Regions from separate parts of the Homo sapiens genome. Here region 1 is linked to region 2. A link is a loop called in an ENCODE intact Hi-C map of the cell type or tissue named here. Cell type or tissue: dorsolateral prefrontal cortex. All regions are shown on one strand.

Region 1 (8,000 bases), 150 kb after region 2:
CAGGACAGTTGCCAGTGACTCCTAGACAACTTGTTTTCATAGTCACATCCAGCTAGAAAGAGATCCTGGCAATGATTCCTAGAATTCACTTTGAAGAGACTGGCTTATATCCACCCCTGAACATGAGACCAAATCTCCAGCCCCATTCTAAAGCTTAGGTAGGATAAAGACAGTCTCCCCAGGACATTATGAGTCCTTAACTGAAATTTGGCAGCTGTTGCTGTTAGGATGGGATGGTGGTGGGGAAGGATGCTGGAAAAGCATCCAGCAGCCATCTATAACTTGTGAAATGTACAATACATAATGTACAAATGTCTACTAGAGTTAGTACATAACATAATGGAATGAAGGCCAAGCATATGATGGTGCATGTCCTTAAATTGGCTTCCAGGAAGAGTAGGAGTTTGCTAGGGGAGAAGAAAGAAGGAAAGGATTTGAGGTAGAGAAAAATGCTCTTTGCAGTCACAAAAGCTAATGAAGTAATTGTTCAACTCGTTGCCTATCTTTACGTTGGCACTATTGCAGAAATCACCAGACAGCCAGAAGCCATGTGCCCAGTAGAATAAGGAACAGAAAACCTAAAGTATCAGTCTCACAAAAATTTGTTGTTGAAAAATGACCGTTGAATTATAAGCTAAACCACAGTCAAATGTTCTGATTCTTTACAATGTGGATACAGATTTGGAGTCAATCAATGTGAACTTTAAAATATATGTTACCAGGCTCAAGAATTATTGTATTTTGAACAAAATCATCATCATCTTCTTCTTCTCCTTTTTACTTCTGATTAAACCTGCTCAGAGAAGATTAATGACTTATGCAGTAACTCAAGTGTATTTGGATTTTGATATCATGATGTTTGTGATACTAAAAAATATGATAAGACAAATAAGAATATATTTTTGTACATGTGTTTGCTAATTGTATGGTGTATATCACTTTGCGAATGAGACATAGAGTAAAATATTTGTTAACAAAATGTCAATGCTTCAAAGAAAAATTAGACTTCACTCTGATTTCTGGATAATTCAAAGTTTATATAATTTATAAGTTCTTCAGCCTTTGGCAATAATCATTTCTTTCCACTGAGGAAGTAGAATAGTTCCTTCATTAAGATTGTACTTAATGGGCTTGGTAATAGTTTTCCGCTAAAATTTCTGACTCCAAATTTAATTAACTACACTTTGGATTGTTTTTCCACTTTTACAGCATAGAAGAGGAAGTGACAAAACTGTTATTTACTTTCTATCACAAGCGTGATCATACAGTTCACAATTTTCTGGCATCCAAATGCAATGATAAAACATTCTTTTTTCACTCATGAAGCTTGTCTCAGTGCTGTCAATCCACCTACCTGGTGGGTATGCTCCTAAATATTCATTTTTCTATCTAGCTTCTTTCCAAAGAACAGACAATAATAGCAATAAACAGAATCAAAGTATATTTCTTCTTGCCTCTTGCTTCTGGTGTATAAAATCTGTTCATAAAACCTGCATCCAGGCATGAGTAAGTGCTCCCAGCCTAGCTGTGTCACTGAGGAGCCCAAGACTTCTGTTTTCACTCAGAAAACATGCTTGAGTCAGAGAAGGGTGCAGTGACCAGGTAGGAAATGCTTCCCAGGGCACTGGCTTCTTCCTCTTCAGATTAGACAGTTCTTCAGTGCAGAGAAAGAAGCAACTAAAAATAGTGGAAGGGTGACAGATAATGTTTATTTAAAAGCACATATGTCATATGTCATATAAGCATTAAAAGGTACCATTATTACTATGGCATAACTTCATTTCCCCATAGCACAAACCAGATAAAATCTTCTTTGTCTTGTTTTGTGGCTTCCTTGTACAAATAGAGAAACTGTTCCTTGGATGAATTTCTTACCTTATCAGTAAGTGTGTTGAGTTCCTGACAAATAGAGGATGCCAAAGAAGTATCAAAGATGCCAGCACTAATATTCTGGCTGCAGGCAGTGCTTCTGCTTCTTAAAATATTGAAATATATTCTTGTTAGTAAAGAGCTTCTACCCTGGGCCCGCTGAGTGCTCCTCTACAAGCTGCTTCACACTGGAACCCCTGAATCCCTTCCCTAGGACTCTCACACATCTCCATGATTGAGCAACTAAAGCATTAATACCTGGCACAGCTAGTTGTAAATATTTTGACATCACTTCTATGTAATACTCATCTTATTTTTAAAGAACTTACGGCTACAATTAGGGAGAATAACATTTAGACACAGAAACAATGTGTAACTAAGTATTAAGATGTTTAAGGCAGCCATGTATGAGTTTTTAAAAAGTGGTAAAGGAGATATTTGAGGTTGTCTGGAAAGACAGGTCAGGGATTTGGATAGGGCAGAGGTAAAGGAGTAAAAGACAATGGCAGAATGTACAATTTTTAAAATTCATTTACTTAACAAATAATAACAAAATTCTCCATTTGTTTACTGCTGCTGTGTGCAAAGCACTGAATACATGTTATCTCATTTACTTCTCACAGTAGCACTATAAAAATAGAGGAGAAAATGAGGCTTGTTCACACAGTTGGAAAGTAGCAGGACAGCACATATGATACCCACCATTTCCCACAATGTTCAAGACACTGTATTAGGTGCTGGCATGGTGAATATGAAGATGTATCTTTCTACTTGTAAGGGCCAGTAGCAAACCCAAGGAAATATTGGCAGCCCCTTAATCGAACAAAAAAGTGCTAGTGGGCCTTCTACCATCAACAACCTCATTTTAAAATATTACAGGATAATGCATTATTGTCTTGCTTGCTTCAGTTGCCCCACTAGCAACATAAAGAGTAAAATGTGAGCCATAGGGTACTAGCTAAACTCATTATAATTTGATTATCTGATCTTCCAACATTAGTCTTCTCATGACCTTTTCATAACATAGGACGTTAGAAAAAGCAATAAAACACAGTCAAAATGTTTAGCCTATTGACAAAGTGTTGCTTTCCATCTTTAAATGGAAACTGAAAGAGCGAGCCTATTTATTAATGATTCTGTGGCAAATATTGCTTTTTTAAAAAACTCTCCAGTTATGCCCTGCACAACAATGAGCATGTGTTTGTCATGACTAAAAATTATATGGACAAATATATGTTTTTAGTCCAAAACATAGGCATTGCCTCATTTCTTACTAAAATACCTCACAGAGAGTTTTTTTTGTTTGTTTTGTTTTGCTTTGTTTTGTTTTTGAGACAGCCTTGCTATGTCGTCCAGGTTGGAGTGAGTGCAGTGGCGCTATCTTGGCTCACTGCAACCTCCGACTCCCGGGTTCAAGTGATTCTCCTGCCTCAGCCTCCCGAGTAGCTAGGACTACAGGTGTGTGCCACTACATCCAGCTAATTTTTTTGCATTTTTAGTAGAGACGGGTTTCACCATGTTGGTCAGGCTGGTCTCACACTCCTGACCTCGTGATTCACCCGCCTCGGCCTCCCAAAGTGCTGGGATTACAGGCGTGAGCCACCGCATCCAGCCTGAGAGTTTCTTGAAGACAGGGATTTGATTTCATTCATCCCTATATGCCTAGCATCTCACATGATGCCTCAACACAAACACACCAAAAATACTGGTTGATAAATGCCAGCTGATACATCCTTCAAAGGAGGATGGAGACAACATGAGATAGAAAAGGTGGGGAAGAATTTCTGAAGCTGAACTAGAAGATGATACAGGAATTTACTAGATATATAGAGAAGAGTATTGTTAGGAGTACACTGAGCAATCTTCCCAAAATAAGTAAGTATGCTCACAGAGTTTGCATGTTTAAGAAAATCAAGGAGGCCGGGCACGGTGGCTCACACCTGCAATCTCAGCACTTTGGGAGGCCAAGGTGGGCGGATCACCTGAGGTCAGGAGTTTGAGACCAGCCTGACCAACATGGAGAAACCCTGTATCTACTAAAAGTACAAAATTAGCCGGGCGTGGTGCCTGTAGTCCCAACCACTTGGGAGGCTGAGGCAGGAGAATCACTTGAACCCGGGAGGCAGAGGTTGCGGTGAGCTGAGATGGCACCATTGCAGTAGCCTGGGCAACAAGAGCGAAATTCCATCAAAAAGAAGAAGAAAAAGAAAGAAAGAAGGGGAAGAAAGGGAAGGAAGGGAAGGAAAGGAAAGAAGGGAAGGAAGGGAAATCAAGGAAGGCCTCAATGTTTCTACAACATTTTTTTCTCCTGGTGTCCCATTTCTCTAGATTTCCTTCCTTACTCCCTTCCCCTTTATTTGTCTTACCCTCCATTCATTCTTTAAAACTCAGGCTTCTTCAATAAATAATTGGCAAAGAAAAAAGAGACATAGGGGAAACACTTAAAAGTAACAAATTGTAAGCAATGAACATTTGTGTATTTCAATTCAAACAAAACATAAATGGTAAAACAAGTCATGACAATGAGACAATTGGAGATTTGGACATCAATTATATATGTGGTGAAAAGTTATTGGTAATATTTGAGATGTGACAATTGTATTGTGCTTATATTAAAAACAAGCACCCTTATCTTTTAGAGCTACACGCTGACATAGGCATGGATGAAATTATTTGCCTCAAAATAATACAAGAGAGGGAAAGGGAGTAGGGATATTGATGAAACAAAAAATAAATAAGCATTATTTATTTATTGATTAATTGTCCTTCTGAAAGATGTTTCTCTTCCCTTCCTCCCCACCAGTTGGGTCTTTCTTGCTATATCCCAAATACTCACAGCTTATTTCTTTAACTACATTTATCTTATTATATGATAATTATCTGTTTTGGTGGATCTTATCACCAGAGGGAGCTCATTAGTAAGGACAGATTTTTCTTTGTCCTTCCATTGACTGCTCATAGGAGGGGCTCAATAGTATTGGGTAGAAGGATGAAAAGATAAATGAATCGATACAGACTCTACATCAGGATGTGTGATTCAAGCAGTGTGGGTTCACGTTGATTTCCCCTACATTCATCTAATTCTTAAGAAATAAATCTCAATTTATGTTCTATATACCACACAGCATTTGCTCACAACGGAAAGCCATAAATGCAGCACTCTAATTAAAACTAGATAATTCACACATTTTCATTTAATATTAATAGAATACCACGTTGCAGGGCCATGTTCTTAATTAGGATAAGATAGCATTGTACCAAACCCATTTAGTTGTCATAGTGATAAGGAAGATATAAAGGAAAACATTTTCCTTGTGTTTAAAATTTTTAAAAATTAAATTAGGGTTATTTGAATCTACTTTTTAAATATAATATGTACAAAGAAATGTACGTGTACACAGAAATACATACATCTATATATGTATTCATGAAGATGGAGTACACCTTCCATGAGACACAGCAGCCTAGAATGTTTCTTTATAGAAACAAAAGTTTGCCTCCTTTTTATTTTTAAGGAGAATATTTTAATCAAATCACTTCATAGTAGTATACTATTATTGGAAATATCAATTTACTTAGATTCCCTTCTAATGTTAACATGTACATGCCCAAAAATTTGCCTGAGAAAGAATTTGGGAATATATCTGTCCTTCAGAGTTCTTAGTTACCCACCCAGGAGCAATGCAATGAGATAAATTTATTAAAACATTCATGATGTTCCCAAGAGAACCTGTTTAGCAGACCAGATGGAATTGCTGGGTTTTTTTGTGTTTTGGTTTTTTTTTTTAAAGAAATGTCTTCATCTATGACAACACAATGAATTTTCTTACATCTTAAAATTTCATGAATATGTGCTTGTGAGTGAGCCCAAAGGTATTCATTTTCTTCTGTGGTAGAGATAAAATTCCTGATATTAAATTGCAAATAAGGACAATGTATACCAAAACCTATCATGGTGACCAAGAAGTATTGAGACTCCATATATAGAGTCACCAGTGATGGGTTTTTTTTTTCTGTATGTCCAGAACCTAGCCTTGGCCTGAAACCTGTGGGTGCTTGGTAGATGTTTGTTGACATTTTTTCCTGCTTTCACCTTCTCCTGGGAACCTTGTCACCTACCACCACAAGCATCCACTCTATTTGTAACACGTAGAAGAAGCCTGGAAATGATAAAAGCACATTAACTGGAGAAAAGTCTACAGAGTTTGGCAAGACTCTTGAGAAATGCAGAGGTGAACTAGACATCTGTTTACTCCTAATCCTCATGGAACTCACTGGAATATTTATGATGCCTGTCCTCAGCTGGATAAGCTGGTTGAGTTAGGTAGATGTGATATTGCACCCACCACAGTATACATCACTGCTCTGAGAGCTAAGAGACCAAAGAATTTAAAGCATAGCTATAAGATTAAAATTATTTTCAGATAATCATCTTTTCACCATTTGGGTCAAGATTTGGTTTTAAACTATCTTTCCCTCTTAAATCCATAGCTCTTCCTTTGGCTTGTCCTAACGAGGAACTGCATAATTGCAAGTGTTTGCTCTTTCATTTATTCAGTTATCTAGAAAGTATTCATTTAGTGCTTACTTTATGTTTAGCACTGTTCTGGGTGCAGAGAAATACATGATAGCTTTTCATGTTTGTTTGTCTTAAATTTTTTCCTTTGTTTTTCAGGGTTGGAAAAGTTGTCTGTTCCTCTTTATTTCAGGGCATAAACACCCTTGTGGTCCCTTCAAAATAGAGTCAAAACATAGCAATCAACATGAAAATAGTTAAACTTGAAAATCATAGGCCATTATATTAAGGGTACAAATTATGCTTCGTTTTTAATTAAGTGGACCTAAGTTTGAAAGGTCAAGGGATCCTTCTGTTTATAAGAGGGTTGTATTCTTTTGTGAGCCTTAATTGTGTATTGCATATCTATAATATATGTATACATTGGCATAGAAATGTACATGTAGACAGAAATACATACATCTATATATGTATTCATGAAGATGGAGTACACCTTCCATGAGACACAGCAGCCTAGAATGTTTCTTTATAGACTTTTCAGCAGAAACATACTCAGTATCAATTTGCTTTTATATGTGGCCTTCTGAATTGAAAAGTTATTGCTAGAGGTGCGAATATTATTTTGCAGTAAATTAATAGGAATGAGTAATTTGAAAGAGTGTGAGTAGGGAGAGGGGGTTCATGAGGAGAGGGACCAGGACTGTTTTACCCACTACTGTATTCCTGGGACCTAACATAATACTCTGCCTGGCACACAGTAGCAGGGGTTCAGTGAATAAACAGATCAATTAGTACAAGCTCAGGATTGGGAAAATATTCCAATAGAGCATTTTGATGGGCCAGGAAATTCTTTGGCCATAAAATAAAGAAGAAATTTTTGCTGCCTGTAGATTTCATTAAACTCAGCAAACATGTATTGCCTTCTGAGTTTTACCAGGGACTAGTAATTTGGTGCTGAGCGAATAACTGTTCCTGGGCTTTAGAAGCTCATAGTCTATCATAAAAAAAAAATATATATATATATATATGTGTGTGTGTGTTTATATACACATATATATGTTTATATACACATATATATGTGTGTTTATATACACATATATATGTGTGTTTATATACACATATATATGTGTGTTTATATACACATATATATGTGTTTATATACACATATATATGTGTTTATATACACATATATATACACATACATATATACTTATACATATATACATACACATGTGTGTATATATACATGTGTGTGTGTATATATAGTTTTTCTTCCATTTTATTGTAATTTAAATTACAGTAATAGCATATGAGTACAATTATATTACTGTTAAAAAAGTACAGAGGTAACCCAGAGAAAACAGTGATTACCTCTACTTAGTAGGGCTAAGAAAAACTTCTCTGAATGTCTTTGCAGTATTTTAAAGAACCAAGGCTATCCCAGGTAGAATGAGCAGCCTATACAAAAGTATGGAGCTATGAAACAGCAAGATGTGTCCTGGGACTGATAGCTTTTTGTTCTTAAGCTATAAAATGTGTTGTCTTTGCAGAGAAGAGTGGTAGATGAGCCTGGAGAGGAAGAATTGAAAATAGATTTTCTTGGCAAATTGACAAC
Region 2 (8,000 bases):
GCTCCTTTCCAGTTATATTCCTTAAGTCTTGCTTATTCAATGTGTCATAAACATACTATATGTCACAACTTAGCAAGGTGCAGTGAAAATAGTACATTGGGAACCATGTACTTAACATCAGACTTGTAACACCTGACTCACAATATCACTACTCAAAGGATTTAACTGTAAGCAGCTTTCAAAAGTCTGAAACTTAACTCAGTGCACCAGTAAAACACCAGCTTTTCTCGCAGTGGTACTTCCAAAACTGTGTATAATAGCGGATGTGTGAAATGCTTCATAAAAAAGGTTCATAATTCAATGAAAGATCTGAGAAGTCCTGCAGCAAATTTTTTAAATGCTGATAAAGTGTTTTTTAACATTATTTAACAAAATAACTTTTTTAGTCTTTGGATATAAATTACTATCAAGTGAAACATATTTTTTGAAAATTCTGTCATAATCTCCAGAAAACCTCTTGCAAGTATTTTATTTGACGGAAGTAAATTTTCACCTTAAAATCTTGTTTGCAGAGCTCAGAGACATTCACAAAGTACCAAAAGCTACTAGACACTAAGGATGCAACGTGAAAAAAATCATTGTGTCCTCAGTGAACATGTAGCCTCATGAAGGGAGACAGACAAATAAATAGATTATTTCCAATATAACATGGAAATGCTAACGGTAAGTTCCAGGGACCACATGGGCGTAAAGAAGAGACCATCCTTAGCTCAGCCTGGGGAAGTAAGAAGGATTCTGGAGGGGAAACTTCCCAACAAAGAGGGCCCCTAGAAAGCAAAACCAGTAGAGAATTGGAGATAAAATGCCTAACCTTTATTGAATATATGCTCAGCACAAAGCATTTTGCTGGATACTGCGCTGTGATTTCACTGAATTGTCCTAACAACCTTGTTGGATTGAAGGCTCAGAGAAATTAAATAATTTGTCCAAGATCACACAGATAATCAGTAATGATGGTGGTATTTGGAATACTGTTGCTTCTGATTTCAAAGCTATGCTCTTTCTGCGATGCAGGCCTTCACCAAAGAATTGAATTTGGCAGTTTACTTATGTCTGAGGCAGTCCATACTCAAAGTCTAGTTAATGAAAAAAGCATAAATGCCTAAAAAAAGAGCATTTAAAAGGAGACATATGAGTCACCACAGGAAGCCATTGTATACGAAGGCTGTAAGATTGAGGCACTTAGAAGCAACGTTCAGATCCTTTGAAGCTTCCCTTGAGGATGAAACTGTGTTTTATTCATCTCTGCTCCCTTGTTGATTAACTTAGAACGGAGCTACTGAGCAAATGTTTAATGAACGAATGAATGAATGAATGAATGAATGAATGACTCATCTTTGCCCACTTCTCTGAAGGCAGTTGGAAATCCTAGGACCCCTCTCAGTTTTATTCATCTCGCGCTCTGGCCAATTAATCCCTTCTGTCCTGAAGATTCAGAATACATTAAAGCTTTTAGATTTCTGGCCAATGGAATATATTTCCAATTCAGACAGATCATTTCCTAATTGACTAAGAGGAATTCCTATAGATCAGAAAAATGTTAATTAACTATTCTATTACATATTAAATGCTAAATACTTGATGATCATTTAAAATATGTTTATGACATATTCTCTTCTTCCAAAAAATTTGGGTAGCAAGGACTTCCTATACAAGTTTCAAAGTGTCTTCTCTATGTAAACATCTAAACTGTGGTATAACAGCTGATCACAGATAAAGGGGAAATCGTGCAAAGAGTTCTCAAGTTTTAAAGAAGGAGTGATCATCGACTTGATCATCCCTCCTGAAATCTCTTTTGAGTCAAAAAGTGGACTGATTTTTAGTCCAATTTGTTTGGGCCTCAGAATAACCTATTTTATTAGCTAATCTCTAATAACCCTTAGATTTGCATTACCATATATATGTATAAAGTATCTCACTGTGATTATCTCATTTGATCCTCATAGGGTACCTTCAGGATAGGTAGGAAAGTGATCATGCTGCTGTTTTATTCAAGAAGAAACTGAAGGGTTCAACAGTTTTCTAACTCAAAGCCTGTTTGACTCTAGGTATAGGCCTCCTTCTTTCATGACAAGCTCCCTTACCTCTAACGCTAACTACTCTAGGAATATACCTGATGGGAGCTTGATTGGTGAATTTACCTCCTGGAGTTCTTGACTCCAGACAACAGACGTCAGTTCCAGGTAACTTATATGAAAAAAAAGAATTTATTGGAGAAATAACAGATAGTCTACAAGCTCTTCAGGAAGCCTGAGGAACCAGGCTCAGAGGCCAAGGAGGAAATCCTCCTACTAAGGGTGCTGGGCTGTCACCACTGGCCACTTATAGCCAAACCACACTGCCATGAAAAATCTCTGTTTCTCCATGCACCTTACACGTTAGTGTGGGGATGCTAAATTCCCAACTGGAACATCTGCTTGACTTGCCCTGTTGTAGCTGCTGAGGGGTGGGAAAAGGGAATAGCTGCCCCCTCCAGCTTCTCTAATGGGGGTAAGGCTGTGCCTCCTTCCTGTCTTGAATTGTCCCCAAATAAGAAGCATATCTGAACACTGGGTAGATAAATGATAAATGACCATCGGGGATTATTTGGCTCACTGAGCTCTATTTGAGGAATGTTTTAGGTCTAGTATCTTAAGGATCATAAGTGCTTCTTAAACAATAGAAATTATTTCAGAGAGAAGCCTCTAGTGGGAGGAGCCTAGGCCTGAGAGAATAAAAGGAGAAGAATTGAAGACAAAGGATGAGAGACATATTGTGTGCTTCCTACCTAGTAAGAACTTCAAATGGTTTGATTACTATTATCTTGCAGGTCAAAGTTCTGAGATTCTGAGAGGTTAAATAATTTGGTTAAGACCAGACTGTAGTAAAAGGACTGGACTCTAGGTCTGCCCAGCTTCAAAGTCAGTATTTTTTTCATCTTTCACACCAACTCCATAGATTCTATCAACTTTGATCATGTTACTCCTCCACTTAATATCTTTCGACAAGTTCCTCCTGCCTTTCCATCCAAATTCCCTCTTTTAATGACAAGGAGAAGAGTTATCTCCTTTGAGTTTGCTCTAGAGAGGAATGCAATAGAATGGGAACTTGAGGGTAGAGTTTGTTTTTTGTAACAGTGTTTATATGTTGATGGAAATGATTCAGTAGAGAGAAGGAAATTGGTGATTTATTTAGCAATTCATATACATGTATATTAAGTGGAAGAAGTGGAAAACACTTTGGCTGTATGGCTGTGACTCTTATTTGTTAATTATTTGATTTATTGAATATCTCTTATTGATTTATTTTGTTTATTGCTGTATTCGAAGAGTTTTGAAAAGTATCTGGCACTTTATAAGTGTTCAATAATGAAAACATGACTGTCAAATATTATTCTAGTGTTTATAGGAAATAGAGAGGTATATCAGACATTGTTCTCACCTTCAGGGGCTGATAGCTTAGTGGAGACATAAGATATGAACATGGTCGTAATGCATGGCAGATTGATAAAAAGAAACAACTACTATGACTTATTCTTCTCACGCTGACATTATTTAAAATCCATTCATCTAAAAAAAATCCATAATAAGTTTCTTAATTCCAAGTATCATCTTATCTTCTTCATCATCACCATCACCACTTCTGACACCATTCACTCCACCACATGCAATGACCGCTCTCAACAGCTGACATAAGTGGAGAGTCGATGAGCGTCCTCTAACAGCAAATTGCTCATACATGAGCTGCTTCTCTCTTTCAAATTCCCAAGGGCAGCATTGGCCCTTTCTCTGCTCAGGTTCTGAACAACTGCAGAGCTTGAAGCAGCAGATATCATGAGTTATGAGATGTGAACTTTCCAGCTAGTATGGAGGTCAGTAAGCATAAGCGTTATGTCTGCATCATCATTGCATCCCAGAACCTAACCCAGTGCTAGGCACACACAGGTGTTCATAGGTGATGAATAAATTAGATGAAAGAACTTGAAGTCTTCGCTAATGGGAAAGGAAAGCTTTTGGAGATTTTGTTCTAAGTTTTTTCCCTGAAATTCTCAGAAGATTCTTTTTTAAGTTGTCTGTGACATCTATGAGCCAACCTATTGCCTGGTTTTCCAGTTTAAGTGTCGGTTGGTTGGAAGAGAGAAATCCTGGATGAATAACTTACCAGAGAATAACTAAATATGGATCAGTAGATAGGATCCCAGGGGTAGCATTTTTCACTGGAAAAAGCTGTTCCTATACTACATATTTGCTGTGCTTTTCAAATGTCGGGGCTCACTTGCTCATCAGTGAATCAGTAAAAAAGGAAATATTCCCTTCCTCAGTTGTCAGGCCCACAGTATTTTCTGCCCCAGGAACAACTATCTCCAGGGAATATTTTCATTTGAAACATCCATTTTCTTGCCCTGAAAGCCATAAAAGATGAGACAAATCACTCTGAAAGCAGGTACCAAGGTCTGGACTTTTCAGCCTGAACCATAGTTTACCTTGTTACATATGAAATGCTTAGGTATCGTCATTCTAATAATGTGGCTGATAGCATTGATAATAATTGGTTGTTTCTGAATAGTACTTTTGATTTATGGAGCAATTTAAAATTTTTATTCTTATGGCAACCTTGAGACAGGCAGGGGATGGTATTATTATAATAACAACTTTTTATGAAGAAACCAAGCCTCAGAGATGCTTAGTAGAGAATACAAAGTGATAATGTTAGATGGAAACCTGACTATTTAGCTGCTCTTTTCTTATACTTTTTTTCAGTTATTTTCATAAACTGGCCTATGAACCTATTGTTCCCGTAAGACAATAAATAATATGTAGTGACTGGGATTATTTCCTAAAAATCCACAAGATGGCAGTAAAAGATTTTGCATTGAACTGGAGACACTAGTGGAATGTGGCCTTTTGCCCAGTTTTCATACTAGTGATTGTATTTGATCACAGTATTAAAACTGGTTATCATAATGATAGCTTTTTAAAATATAACTCAATGAATTCAAGTGGAATTCAAACCTGAAAGTAACATTTGTGACTTTGTTTATTATTATTATTATTATTGTGAGGGTCCTGTATTTAAACATAAGAAACCACTAGGAATCAGCTGGGAGCTCTGATAGCCAAGATTTCTTGAGAAAGCTCAAAATGAGAAATGTTACTCCTTCTTCAACGTTGGACTGACCTATAATTCTCCTGCTTGAAGGGGAGAAATAGAGGGGTCAGGAAAAGGTCAATAGTTAATCTTCCTTATAATTTGATTTCTTGTTATTTCTCTATGTTCAGAATCTTTCCTGGAGGGAAACTTTCCTGATGGACCAATGTTGCTGTAAAACATATTCCAGGAACATTTATTGCCTATATCTCTCAGGTTTTGTGTGTAACATAAACTATACTAAGCTATGGGTAGTTTTTCATGTACTTTTATTATTCTACTCTCAGATTTATGATAGAATTAAGAAGAATGAAGACTATATTTTTCTTTTCTTTTTCTTTTCTTTTTCTTTTCTTCTTTTTTTTTTTTTTTTTTTTTTTGAGATAGAGTCTTGCTCTGTCTCCCAGGCTGGAGTATAGTGGCATGATCTTGGATCACTGCAACCTCAGCCTCCCAGGTCCAAGCAATTCTCCTGCCTCAGCCTCCCAGTTAGCTGGGGTTACAGGCATGTACCACAATGCCCAGCTAGTTTTTGTATTTTCAGTAGAGATGGGGTTTCACCATGTTGGCCAGGCTGGTCTCGAACTCCTGACCTCAGGTGATCCACCTGCCTCAGCCTCCCAAAGTGCTGGGATTACAGGTGTGAGCCACTACACCTGGCCTACATTTTTCTTTCATTTGGCGGAGGGTCTGCCTCCATGCTGAGCGGGAACTCCCTTTGTTGATGGGGCTCGTGATCATCATCAGGCACATATAGACCTGAGTCAGTAGACTCTGTAATTGAGAACATCAGAAAAAATCACACTGTTTCTGTTTCTAACATAAAGGCAAGCAAGTGTTCCTTAGCATCTCCTTTGTGTGTAGCAGACAGGACTTATGCCTCAAAAAGATGGCAGTGGATTTGCATAAACATGTAAAAACTTAAAAATGAACGTCAGGTATCTCTGGTTTTAAAGTCCTTTGGGCAGTCTCTTATGCTACCCAAATTTATCTTTCCCCTTTTCCTGACTTTTCTTCTCTAATGTCTTTTTACGTTCATATTCATAGTCATTTCTTATGACAAAGAGTACAACCTTAATTTTTGCTTGCTTGTCAGAGATTCTCTTTTCACCTTGGGTGGCTCACCATCTTTCCCTGAAGGAAAAAATATATATAGCTTTCATACCCTTACTAACATAGATTTAAACCTCCTGTCAGGAAATAAGATATTCCACTCCATTCCTCTGTTTATTCATGTATCCTCTCATCCCTGTCTACAACGAACTTGATAGGGGCTTCTGTGTTTATGTCACCTTGCTATGTGGAATGTAATGATGACTAAGCCATGTGTCATGTCCTTGGGATGCTTATAGTCTAACAGAAGTAATAAGCAGGTCCACCCCGAATTATACTATAAGAAAAGTACAGTGAGGCAAGGGAGTTCCATAGAAAAGGCAAAACCTCACCAGGTATTCTGAGGAGGATTCATGTTTTCCTTGGTAATGGAAAGACCTTCCCAGATCCTCACTGCAAGTCTAAGATAAACGATTTTTTCATCAGGCCACAAAGGAAGAACATGAAGTCCAATGCAGAAGTTTTGAAAAGCAGGAGTGCTCAAGAATTATCAACAGCCCAGACCAACAAGACACCAGATGCAGGAGACTATTTGGCCTCTGAATAAACGGGATGAGGAGTTTAAGCACTGGGCTAGGCTAGGAAAAGCAAATAGCTCCCAGGAGCAACAATTCAGTTACTCAGGACAACCTGAACAAACTCCTGATCTTCTCACTCCTCTGTAAAGTGAAAAGACGGAGACTCAGGATCTTTAAAGGCCCTTCCAGCTCCAATATGCTAGGAATGTATGTGTTTGAGAGAACTTTGTGTGATAAAAAGGATGCACTGAAGGGTTTTTGAACAATTAATTTTTTATTAGTTATGACTAAACGTATGTTAGTTATGAATAAAGACTTCCCTTTATTTTATTTATTTATTTTTTAATTAGAGACAGGGTCTCACTGCTGCTAGATTGTGCAGTAGCACAATCATAGCTCACTAAACCTTTGAGCTCCTGGGCTCACGCAATCCTCTCACCTCAACTTCTCAAATAGCTAGGACTATGAACATGCATCACCATACACAGCTAATTTTTAAAATATTTCTAAGATACTGGGTCTCACCATGTTGCCCAGGCTGTTTTTCAACTCTTGGCCTCAAGCAGTCCTCCCACCTCAGCCTCTCAAAGCACTGGGATCACAGGTGTGAACCACCTCACCCAGCCTAAGACTTCCCTTTAAATAATAAAAGTTTTAAAATCAGAAATTAAAATTAAAGGCATACATTCATACTTTTTTCAGAGTCCATTGGTTATAACTTAACCATCCAAATAAAGTCTCAATTCCTCGATATAGCTTCTCTTAACTTGTCCAGCCATATCTCTAAAAGTCAGTCTTTTCTCTGTCATGTAACTATATCTGACATTGTATCCTCTCCTGAAAACTTTCCCCACCCCACCTTCTTCTGAATAACTCTTCTATTCTATTCATCCTTCAAATCTTAGATTGTTATATTCTCTAAATGCCTTCTCTTGCCATTCCCACTTCACCTTCCAAAAACACACAGAAGCACCTCCAAGTTAGGTACCCCTCTTAATGTGCTTTGTATATCCCATACTCTTCCTATGACAGCACTTACCATGTTAATTTTTAAAGACATGTTTAGTACTCCATTTTCCTTACTCTATTGTAAGCCAGGACAATGCTTGTCTTGTTTACCTGACATATAATATATCTTATAAATATATAATGAATGAATGAAGCTAGATTACTATTTTAAGTCAGTAGATTCTGAGTAAAGATCTAGTAAAATAAATGCATGGCCAACAATGCATGGGCAGT

The links. A loop is a pair of places that touch in the nucleus more often than their neighbours do. Peaks named below come from ENCODE experiments on the same cell type or tissue, not always from the same donor. Only the 100,000 strongest peaks of a DNase experiment are listed, where the experiment ranks them.
Region 1: a loop joins it to region 2, with 5 times the contacts of the local background. A loop is called at or near these places in 5 of 110 quality-filtered maps.

Annotation. Positions count from the first base shown.
Region 1 is chr11:83,668,264-83,676,263 of GRCh38, reverse strand. The region is part of intron 18 of DLG2 (discs large MAGUK scaffold protein 2); the gene reads left to right. All of the region lies in intron 6 of DLG2-AS2 (DLG2 antisense RNA 2), which reads right to left. Among named protein-coding and RNA genes, the nearest start is that of DLG2-AS2, 35 kb to the right of the region's middle. In dorsolateral prefrontal cortex, a CTCF peak has its summit at 4,757 (motif pointing right); no DNase peak of the experiment used is centred here; H3K27ac peaks cover 446 bases.
Region 2 is chr11:83,816,977-83,824,976 of GRCh38, reverse strand. The region is part of intron 17 of DLG2 (discs large MAGUK scaffold protein 2); the gene reads left to right. Among named protein-coding and RNA genes, the nearest start is that of DLG2-AS2, 180 kb to the right of the region's middle. In dorsolateral prefrontal cortex, CTCF peaks have their summits at 4,641, 4,842 (motif pointing right) and 7,985; no DNase peak of the experiment used is centred here; H3K27ac peaks cover 2,490 bases.